Regions from separate parts of the Homo sapiens genome. Here region 2 is linked to region 1. A link is an interaction called in ENCODE POLR2A ChIA-PET data of the cell type or tissue named here. Cell type or tissue: MCF 10A. All regions are shown on one strand. Links, peaks and the distances in the headings refer to the core of each region. The heading gives the core; the rest is flanking DNA. Region 1 overlaps TRIOBP (TRIO and F-actin binding protein). Region 2 overlaps NOL12 (nucleolar protein 12).

Evidence for each region. Peaks named below come from ENCODE experiments on the same cell type or tissue, not always from the same donor. Only the 100,000 strongest peaks of a DNase experiment are listed, where the experiment ranks them.
Region 2: POLR2A ChIA-PET joins it to region 1 with 5 read pairs; 11 of 35 experiments call an interaction of 5 or more read pairs at or near these places.

Annotation. Positions count from the first base shown.
Region 1 is chr22:37,774,195-37,779,563 of GRCh38, reverse strand. It overlaps TRIOBP (TRIO and F-actin binding protein), which reads right to left. Exons shown (of 24, transcript NM_001039141.3): 24 at 3,008-5,369. Among named protein-coding and RNA genes, the nearest start is that of H1-0, 28 kb to the left of the region's middle. In MCF 10A, for the core only: no CTCF peak of the experiment used is centred there; a DNase peak (open chromatin) is centred at 2,293.
Region 2 is chr22:37,686,455-37,691,823 of GRCh38, reverse strand. NOL12 (nucleolar protein 12) reads right to left here. Exons shown (of 6, transcript NM_024313.3): 1 at 5,349-5,369; 2 at 3,809-3,914; 3 at 3,464-3,512; 4 at 2,832-2,974; 5 at 1,030-1,127; 6 at 1-650. The coding sequence ends at 488. Among named protein-coding and RNA genes, the nearest start is that of NOL12, 2.8 kb to the right of the region's middle. RefSeq lists an enhancer at 4,580-5,369. In MCF 10A, for the core only: no CTCF peak of the experiment used is centred there; DNase peaks (open chromatin) are centred at 723 and 2,443.

The sequences.
Region 1 (5,369 bases), core at 242-5,241:
TCCAATTTCACCTCCCTCCTGAAGGGAGAATGCTTGGTTCCATGTTGCATCCCCGGGGCCTACTCCAGAGGCTGACTCACGAGGCAGAATACACTGAACAGGAACGGGCTGCAGGGAGGACAGGGCCTTGATGGCAGCCTTAAGACTGAGGCTGACCAGGTCTTAGGAGTTCATGGAAAAGGTCTGGGCTGGAGACAGATGTGGATGGTTAGCACAGACAGTAACAAAAGCCAAGGATGAGAGATCAAGTTTTCACAAGAGGCCGGGCATGGTGGCTCACGCCTGTAACCCCAGCACTTTGGGAGGCCGAGGCAGGGGGATCACTTGAGGTCAGGAGTTCGAGACCAGCCTGGCCAACATGGTAAAACCCTGTCTCTACTAAAAATACAACAATTAGCCAGGTGTGGTGACGGCTGCCTGTAGTCCCAGCTACCCAGGAGGCTGAGGCAGGAGAATCCCTTGAACCTGGGTGGTGGATGTTGCAGTGAGCCGATTGTGCCATTGCATTCCAGACTGGGAGACAGAGTGAGACTCCGTCTCTAAGTAAGTAAATAAATAAGTCTTCACGAGAGAACAGAGGATTGCTGAGGACAGACTCCAGGGAAGCACATCAGAGGGCTGGGAAGAAAATGAGAATTCCACATAGGGGACTAAAGAGGAGCTGGGGTGTAGCTGAAGCAGAAACAGAGGAAAAAGATGGCTGCCAGTGAACCACACCTCCGGCGCTCAGGCCCTGCTGCCGCCTCTCCCATTGGACCTGGGCTGGCTGTGCGACTCATTTTTGACTAAAGTGATGGAAGGGATGCTGCAGCACCTCCAAGCCAAATTCATAAGAAGCTCGTAGGTTCCACTTGGGGCTGTTGAGGCTCCCTTTACTTTTTATTGTTTTTATTTTTTTAGAGATGGGTCTCACTCTGTTGCCCAGGCTGGAGTGCGGTGGCAGCAATCACAGTTCACTGCAACCTCCAACTCGTGGGCTCAAGCAATCATCCTGCCTCAGCCTCCCAAGTAGCTGGGACTCCAGGCACATGCATCACCATGCCTGGCTTTTGTTTTGAGAAGGAGTCTCACTCTGTTCCCTAGGCTGGAGTGCAGTGGCGCAATCTCAGCTCACTGCAACCTCCGCCTCCCAGGTTCAAGTGATTTCCCTGCCTCAGCCTCCTGAGTAGCTGGGATTACAGGTGCATGCCACCATGCCTGGTTAATTTTGTATTTTTAGTAGAGATGGGGTTTCTCCATGTTGATCAGGTTGGTCTCGAACTCCTGACCTCAGGTGATCTGCCTGCCTCGGCCTCCCAAAGTGCTGGGATTACAGGTGTGAGCCACCTCACCCGGGCTGCTTGGCTATTGTTTTTTTGTTTTTTTAATTTCTTGTAGATACGAGGTTTTGCTGTGTTGCCCAGGCTAGTCTCGAACTAACTCTTGGCCTCAAGTGATCCTCCTGCCTCGGGCTCCTGAAGTGCTGGATATACAGTCGTGAGCCACTGTACCTGGCCAGAACTCCTCTTCTAGGGGGAAGTCAACCACAATGTAGGAAGTCAGATTGTCCCAAGTCCACTATGCTGTAAGGAGCCCAAGCTAGCCCCGTGAAGTGGCCATGTGGAGAAAGATGTCCAGGCCGGGCACGGTGGCTCACGCCTGTAATCCCAGCACTTTGGGAGGCCAAGGTGGGTGGATTACTTGAGGTCAGGAGTTTGAGACCAGCCTGGCTAATGTGGTGAAACCCCATTTCTACTAAAAACATAAATAATTAGCTGGGCGTGGTGGCGGGCACCTGTAATCCCAGCTACTTGGGAGGCTGAGGCAGGAAATCACTTGAAGCCAGGAGGCAGAGGTTGCAGTGAGCCGAGATCACACCACTGCACTCCAGCCTGGGCGGCAGAGCGGGACTTTATCTCAAAAAAAGACACAAAGAGGTTGAGCCAGGTCAACCCACAGGACCATGAATATTTAAAAAGTGGTATTCTAGGCCATTACATATGTGGTTGTTGGCGACACAGCAATAGATAACTGAAACAGTTGGTAATTTAACACCTACACAGTCCTCTGGGGTAGACGTTATTGTTCCCATTTATCAGAAGAGGAAGTAAAGCCCAGAGAGAGATGTGACTCAGTAAGGCTCACCTAGCCAGCTGGAGGCAGCAGGTAGGGTTTGACCTGGCAGGTTCATCTGAAACCAGTTTGTTTTCTTTACAGAGCACATGCCTGGCTGCCTGAAGCAGTTGACCAGAACTTGCAGCCAAACCACGTGGTTTTGGTCAAATTCCCTGCGGCCGCGGTGACAGGGCCATTTCCCAGGTGGCTCATCTGGGAGCCTGCTGGAACCCTGGCTTATTCTTTTGTAAAGCAGGCTTCTTCCCACCCCCTGCACCATTGAGACGTGATTCACACATAGTAAAAATGAACAAATCGTAAGTGCAAGGCGTGGCATTTTTTTTTTTTTTTAAACAAAGTCTCGCTGTGTCATCCAGGCTGGAGTGCAATGGCGCGATCTGGGCTCACTACAACCTCCGCCTCCCGGGTTCAAGCAATTTTCCTGCCTCAGCCTCCCGAGTAGCTGGGATTACAGGCATGCGCCAGCAAGCCCGGCTAATTATTTGTATTTTTAGTAGAGACGGGGTTTCGCCATGTTGGCCAGGCTGGTCTCGGAACTCCTGAGTTCAGGTCATCCACCTACCTTGGCCTCCCAAAGTGCTGGGATTATGCCTGGCCGGCATGGTGAATTTTTACATCTGTATGTACCCACGTGACCACAACCCAGACCATGATATAGAACATTTCTGGGATCAGAATGTTCCCTTTTGCCCACTGCTGGTCAATGCCCTCAGCTCAGAGGTACCCGCTCTTCTGACCACTATCACCGTGTTTTGTCTGTTCTTGAACCTCACCTAAATAAAATCGTACAGCCTTACACTCTTCTGTGGCTATTTTTGCTCAACATTGTGTCTGAAAGATTCACCAACATTTTTGTGTGTAGCAGTTGTTTTTAAATTGCTGTATTCTAACGTATGAATCGACCACAATTTATTCATTCTACTACTGACACACAGCTGTATTGTTTATTTGCTGATGTGAGTATTACGGTACTCATCCTTTTGTGCATGTAAGGACTCATTTCTCCTGGATGTGTAAGCAAGAGTGGAAATGCTAGGCCATAGGGTAGATGCGTATTTAACTTGATGAGAAGCTGGTCAGTTTCCTGCCGTGGGTGCAACAAAGCACATTTGCACCAGCAGCGCCTGGGAGCTGCTCTTCTCCGTATCCCCACCAGCACTTGGTACTGGCAGACCTTCTCCTCTGAGCTATTCTGATAGTGGGGCAGTGCGATTTCACGGTTTTTAATGAGATGTGGAGCACCTTTCAGAGGCTGGCCTGGTTTTTGTAGCTGCCCTAGGCAGCCCTGAGGAGGGATGGGAGGGGGGTTGGTGAAGAGGATGTTCCTGCAACCCAGGTGTGAGACGGGGGAGCCCTGAGTTAGGTTGAGGCTAGAAGGGAGGCAGAGGATGGGATGGAGAGCTGTCTTGGGGGGACGGTGGGATGGTGAGGATGGACGGCAGAGCTGCCAGTGGCAGGCATCCCATCTCCCAGTGGCTAGGAACACTCCTGATCTCCTAAGGCAAGCAGTGCCGAGACAGGGCAGCACAAGGCCGGAGGATTTGATGGCACGGGGTCCTGGCTCTTTCTTCTTTGCCATTTTTAGCTATTGATGAGGGAAGATGGCGACAGGGCCAGGAGAGAGGTGTCCTCTCCTTGCGCCACCCTCCCCCTTTTTTTTTGAGATGGAGTTTCGCCCTTGTCACACAGGCTGGAGTGCAGTGGCGCGATCTTGGCTCACTGCAACTTCTGCCTCCTGGGTTCAAGTGATTCTCCTGCCTCAGCCTCCTGAGTAGCTGGGATTACAGGTGCTTGGCACCACGTCTGGCTAATTTTTTGTATTTTTAGTAGAGACGGGGTTTCACCATGTTGGCCAGGCTGGTCTCGAACTCCTGACCTCAAGTGATCCCCCTGCCTTGGCCTCCCAAAGTGCTAGGATAATAGGCAAGAGCCACCGCGCCCGGCCTCTTGTGCCTCTTTTTAAGACCAAGGACACCCTTCCCAGATGACCTCCTCCACCCCACTCCCAAGACTTCCCCTCGCATTTCACTGGCTTGCGTGAACTGCAAGCCTTGTCCATTCCTCAACCAATCCCTGGCAAGGGAATGGGAAACAATCTCTTCCCACTCCACGAGGTCACTCTCCTGTGGCTCTTTGCCTGAACACACCAGGGACGTTTGCTCCTGCTGGTGCCTCCACGTGGGAAGGCCCTTCCTGATTCTTCCATCTGGAAGAGTCATCTTTCAAAGCTGCCTCCAAAGGCAGTCTTCTACCTGCAGGCTGGGTCAGGGTCTCCTCTGGGTTCTCACAGCCTTCCAGGACCCCTACTGGATGTGGCCTGTTTCTGTGGCTCAGAAATGGGACCTCTTCCCAGCCCCATGCAACCATAATCAGCACAGCCAGCCATGGTGAGGACTCCCAGCCCGCTGGACCTGTGCCTGGCAGCCACAACCCTGCCCTCACCCCTGCCCAGGGCTGGGCATGACCTCTGGGAAAAGCCTCAGGAGAGGACTGGGACTGAAAGAAAAACACCCATTTGATGGAGAAGCAAACTGAGGCTCAGTGAGGGGTGTGACTTGCCCAAGGTCATGGTCAGGGCTAGTCTTAGCCCCAGGCCTCTCTCTCAGGCCTGGGCCCTGGGCCCTACTCCAGGGCTCCTCAGACTTTGAAGGTCACGTGAATCACTGGGGCACCCTGTTAAAATGCAGACGCTGGTTCAGTAGGTTGGGGTGGGACTGGACTTGCTATTTCCCACATGCTTCCGCTGCCACTAGCCTGCAAGCCACACTGGGGGCGTCACAGTCTGTACTAAGGGAGACCTTGGATTTTCAGCCCCACCCTCAGAAGCCTAGAGGCCGCTGCTTTAGGAAGGGTGGGGTGTGGGTAGGGTGTGAGTGGGGAAGCCACTTCAAGAAACCCCAATCTCCATTCCTGTTCTGCCAGCCATCTAGGACACCAGAGCTGCTGGAACGTTTTATTAAGTTAAGAGGTTCAGGGAGCAGAAGAGAAACACCTTTTGGGTGGCTCTGGCGGTTCTGCACCCAGCACAGCCTCGAAGGAGGCTGTGGGGCCATGGAGGCCAGCTGCTAGCTCCCTCTGTCCTGAGCCCCATGGTACGGGTCCAAATGGGGCAGGAAGTGTTAGTAGGAGGTAGGGCAGGAAGAGGGTGGCAGGCTCCCGCCTCTCCCCTGTAGAGACACCCCGCCATGGCTGCTGCCTGGGCCTCCGCCAGACCTCTGGGCCAGGGCCACCAGCTCAGAAGCCCAAGCAGAGGG
Region 2 (5,369 bases), core at 168-5,167, 88 kb after region 1:
GGTGGGCTCTGGATTCTAGCAACGGACACACTGATCCTTAACCCTGGTTAGGATCTTAACACAGGGAGAACTGTACTTTATTGCAGCCACAGGGCTAACTGCTGGAGACAGACCCATGGGCCCTGGCCATTTCCACCACCCCAAAAACCTGCCCTTGTGCGTGGTATCAAGGACAAACAAATCACAAGCGCACAAATCTGATGAGTGCCAGGTGGGGTGCACATTTGGGAAGATGCCCCCACGTGGCTCTGAAGGCTCTTCCTGGGGGAGGCCTGCTCTCAGCTGCCTGCTCCTTCGGGAATTCAAACCCCAGGCAAAGGCAGCTGACCCCAGGCAAAGGCAGCTGGCCCCAGGCCAGAGAGGTCCTGGCTTCCCAACCTTGAGCTGTGCAGTCATTACCTAGGTGCAGGCTGGGCTACAGGGACAGCCAAGCTGAGCAAGGACAGGTCCCCGCAGCCTAGACTGGGGCACCGCTTCGTTCTCGGTCTCACTCCCCGCTGTGCCGTGCTTTGCCTGTGAGACGGCGGCGCTGGGCCTTGCTGGTACGAGGGGCCCTTGGGGGCTTTTTGGAGTCCTGGGCCCGTCGGGGATGTTTCCTCTTGACCTTTTTGCGGCTGTGTGCATGTAGTGATGCTGTGAGGGAGGAGATCCTAGGGGAGGGCAGAAAGCCTCAGTTTAAGATTGCATTGTGGGGTGACTCACCACCTGGCTCACGGAGGGGATGTCAGGACAGGTTGCGAATGCCAGGACCGCCAAGTTCATGCCAGAGTTGGCCTGCTCTACCTCCAGAGTGCCTGCCAGCAACTCAGCTCAGAGACACAGGCCCTTCACCCAGGCACGAAAAGCACTGGAGGTCAGACACTATCAGGGGTGGGTGGGACAGGACGGGGCAATGAGGAGAGGCAGAGGATCACTGGACAGGCAGAGGGCTGCTCCGGGCCCTACACCTGCTCCACACCACCCTAAGGGCCAGGTCACTACTGCCAGCCAGGAGGGGTGGGACCGGGGAGGCAGCAGGCCAAGACTCACCGCTGAGAGAGCAGGGGGTCTCTGGACTTCCTGGGCAAGGCTTTGGTTGGTTTCTCCGTGGATGACGCCTCCTCCTCAGACCTGTCTCCAGCCCCTCCCTAAAGAGGCACAAGACAATGACTTACATGGAGCAGTAGCTGGGGGGACCTGGGCTGGGCACCCCGAGCCACCATGGCTCTGGCAAGTGGTGGCGCGCCCTGCTGCATCACAGGCCTGGGTTGGGACTAGAGAAGGCTTCTGATGGAAGAAGTCTATCTGCCCTAAAGCAAGGATTACACAGGGGAAGGTCTGTTTCCAAACCCTTTCCTGCCCCTAGAAGCTTCCAGGACATACTTAAACATTCAGGAATGAAAATCCTAGCAAAACGGGGACAAGACTTGTCTTTGTATCAGAACTTGCAGAATAGTGAGCATAAAATGAAAGACCGGTGTGAGATCAGTATGGTTTTGTTTTGTTTTGTTTTTTGAGATGGAGTCTCGCTCTGTCACCCAGGCTGGAGTGCAGTGGCACAATCGTGGCTCACTGCAACCTGCGCCTCCTGAGTTCAAGCAATTCTCCTGCCTCAGCCTCCCGAGTAGCTGGGATTACAGGTGCACGCCACCATGCCTGGCTAAGTTTTTTTTGAGACGGAGTTTTGCTCTTTTTGCCCAGGCTGGAGTGCAATGGCACGATCTCGGCTCACCACAACCTCCACCTCCCAGGTTCAAGCTATTCTCCTGCTTCAGCCTCCCGAGTAGCTGGGATTACAGGCATGTCCCACCACACCCAGCTAATTTTGTATTTTTAGTAGAGACAGGGTTTCTCCACGTTGGTCAGTCTGGTCTCGAACTCCCAACCTCAGGTGATTCGCCCGCCTCGGCCTCCCAAAGTGCTGGGATTACAGGCATGAGCCACTGCGCCTGGCCCCCTGGCTAATTTTTTTACTTTTAATAGAGACGGGGTTTCACCATGTTGGCCAGGCTGGTCTCAAACTCCTGACCCCAGGTGATAACGCCCGCCTTGGCCTCCCAAAATGCCGGGATTACAGGCGTGAGCCACCATGCCTGGCCCTGAGATCAGTATGGATGTGATAGGGGAGTGGCTCCAGGACTTAAGAACACAGTAACCCACACAAGGAAATGTGTTTTATATCGTAATTGTGTGCATATATGTCCATAAATCCTTAGGCACACCCAGATACAACTCCAGTGGAAACAGCTGTCTCATGAAACAATATTTAACATGACACTTTCGGATATTTTCAATTATATTTTTTTTTTATGCTGATTGCAACCTACTCATGATTCACAACCCACAGGTTGAAAACCCACTTAGTGCACACAGACGTGCCAGGGCTGCGAATCGCACAAAGGGAACGATCACAACAAACGGCTACCTTTTGTGAAGCACTTATGACAGGGCTGGGCACTGTGCCAGGTGACTCACATGGATTAACCACTTTCACCCTCATACCAATCCCACAAGGCAGGTGCCACCATCAGCAACCCCCAGTTCACTGATGGAGAAAGGGAAGCAGGCAAGGTGAAGGAGCCTGCCCAAGCTCCTCAGCCGCTCAGCAGTGGGGCTGGTCTTTGCAGCACCCCGGAAGCAGGGAATGAAGGGTCCAAAGGGAAGGAGCCCCAGCAGTGGGGTACCCACAACATGGGCCAGCACTGAGCAACCCCGACAAGCCAGTCTGCCCCCACGCCCCTTCTTCCCAGGGCTGGCAGTGGGATACCCATGACATGGGCCAGCACTGAGCAACCCTGACAAGCTGGTCTGCCCCCACGCCCCTTCCTCCCAGGGCTGAGACTGGGACCCACCTCAGGTGGGGTCAGCCCGAGCAGCCGGGCCCCCGAGAGGTCCAGGTCACTGATGGTGGTCACGGTGACTGTGTGGTTGGGGTGGTCATACTGCACCGACTCCGTCTTTGCTGTCACCAACCGGTCCAGCTCATCTGCCTCCTCTGTGGGGGTGGACACAGACCTGGTCTCAGTCACGGGAACGAGTGACCAGGCTCCAGCCTCCCTCCCGCCCTGGAGTGCAGTGCCCCCTCTACTCTGTGGACGTGGAGCGCATCCACAAGGTCACTGGCTGTAGAGCCTGGTCTGTGGATGAATGTTGTGAATGATCCCGTTTCCTTCATGCTCTAGCTGGTCCCCATGTCAGACAAACCCTCTGTGACAGCTACTGCTGTCCCTCCCCTCCACCCCTAGTCCTTTCCATCCTTAAAAACTGGGCTCTCTTCTCAGGCTTGGTTAACCATGGGGTTTGGGACTCCTTCTCCTGGTCTCTGTTCCACTTGCACTTAGAGGTGCTTAGGACCACCCCTGGCCCCAGGGTACCCCCCAAGATCCCTAGGGCCAAGGAGGTCAGCTTCTATCCCTTCCACCCACCAAGGGTATAAACCAGGCCCATCAGCTGTTCTCCAGGTCAGGCCAAGCATGCCACTTACCCAGAGCCTCTTCTCTCTCTGCCAGCATCTTCAAGTATTCCTGGTGGCGCTGAAACCACACAGGCAGGGAACACAGTGAGTATGGCCTCTCAGTCCAACCTCAGGCTGGGGTATTAATCACCCCCAGGGTGAGGGAGACCATGATCCATACTGCAAGATCAGGAGGAGACTCCATCTTCCATCACTCCCAGACCCGGGCCCACAGAGTCTCCACCTGTATAAACTATTCCCCAGTCCTGCCCACACACACATCGCCCCATGCCAGCAGCTGCCTCTATTAGGGAAATCCAAGGCTGCAAGTGCCCTAAGAATCAAAGACCTCCCTCCCACCTTCCCCCTGCGTACCTCCTCCCGAAGCTTCCTCTGCTCCTCTTTCAGCCGCTGCTTAATCTCCTCAATGGCTGCCTTCTTTCGCTCGACCTTCCGCTTGTGGAAGCCTGTCAGGTACTCCCTACAGGAAGGAAGCCGGCAGAGACAGGAGAGTCATTATACAAGGAGAGAAGGGCTCGCTCTAGGAGAAAAATGGCTAATGCCGCGCTCACTATGTGCTAGGCACCATTCCAAAAAAGTGTAAGTATTAGCTCATTTAACCTTCACAACAATGGCCAGGCATGGTGGCTCACGCCTGTAATCCCAGTACTTTGGAAGGTCGAGGTGGGAAGATCACATGACGCCAGGAGTTCAAGACCAGCCTGGCAAACATGGTGAAACTCCGTGTCTACTAAAAACACAAAAATTAGCTGGGCTTGGTGGCGCATGCCTGCAGTCCCAGCTACTTGGGAGGCTGAGCGGGGAGAATTGCTTGAACCTGGGAGGCGGAGGTTGCAGTGAGCCGAGATCATGCCACTGCACTCCAGCCTGGACGACACAGACTCCATCTCAAAAACAAACAAAAAACCCTCACAATAACCTGTGCGGTGGGTATCAATCTCCATTTTACAGATGGGAACGTTGAGTCACAGAGTCTAGGTTACTTGCCCAAGGTTAGAGAAAGGATACATTTAGGAAAATAAGGGAGATACTGCCTCTTTCCACTCAATACTCTCCAGGGATCTCAGGTTCAGGCAACAGGGCCAGGCTGTGGGGCGGGTGGGGGGGGGGGCCACACACAGTACATGAGGTAACCCCTTCCACACCTACAAACCTCATTACTCTCTCAACAGGGTTTTCAGGGCCACCACCATCCAGACCTTCGGAAACCCTGCACTGGACCAACACCCATGTCCCCAGGACACCTGACCCTAAACTCGCCTGTAGGGCCTGTTGATGCACGCTAGGAGTTTCCTGATGATGCCCAGCATTTCCCTACCTCCTTCCCTCGGTCTAATCTCAGCCCCTTCTCATCTCCACAGTGCTAGCTGCTCTGTTCCCATTTTGTCCCACGGTCCAGCACTGGGCTTTTCGCTGACCCGCTACCATGTGCCATTTATTTATCTGGCCAGACGCTGAGGCTCAGAGGTTCTGCTTCCTGATACGGGACCTGGCACACCAAAGGAGCCCAATAAATGTCTAGGGAGCGAATGAATGAACTTAAGCCACTCTCATTTCATTGGCTCATCATTTATCAACCACGGCTGGGCGCCTGCTGTGTGCCGGACCGATGGACTGGGCTGGGCTAGGGTGGTCGAAGCCACTGCTCTGAGACCCGAGCTTCCGGCTATCTGGCGGCGCACAGACACTAGGCGAGGTGGGGAGGTCAAGAAGGGAGAAGGTGGCGGCCGAGAAGGGAGAAGCGGGAACGCGGGCTGGAAGGCCGAGAGGGGTTCTCTAGCCACGCCAGGGGGCGGGACCGGAAGAGCCCCCGGCGGGAGCGTGCTCGGCCCCAGACCTGGCCTTGGCCGCGAAGAACAGCTCGAGGGGAGTCCGGTCCGGCTTTGCCACTCACCGCCTCTTCTCCTCGTCGAAG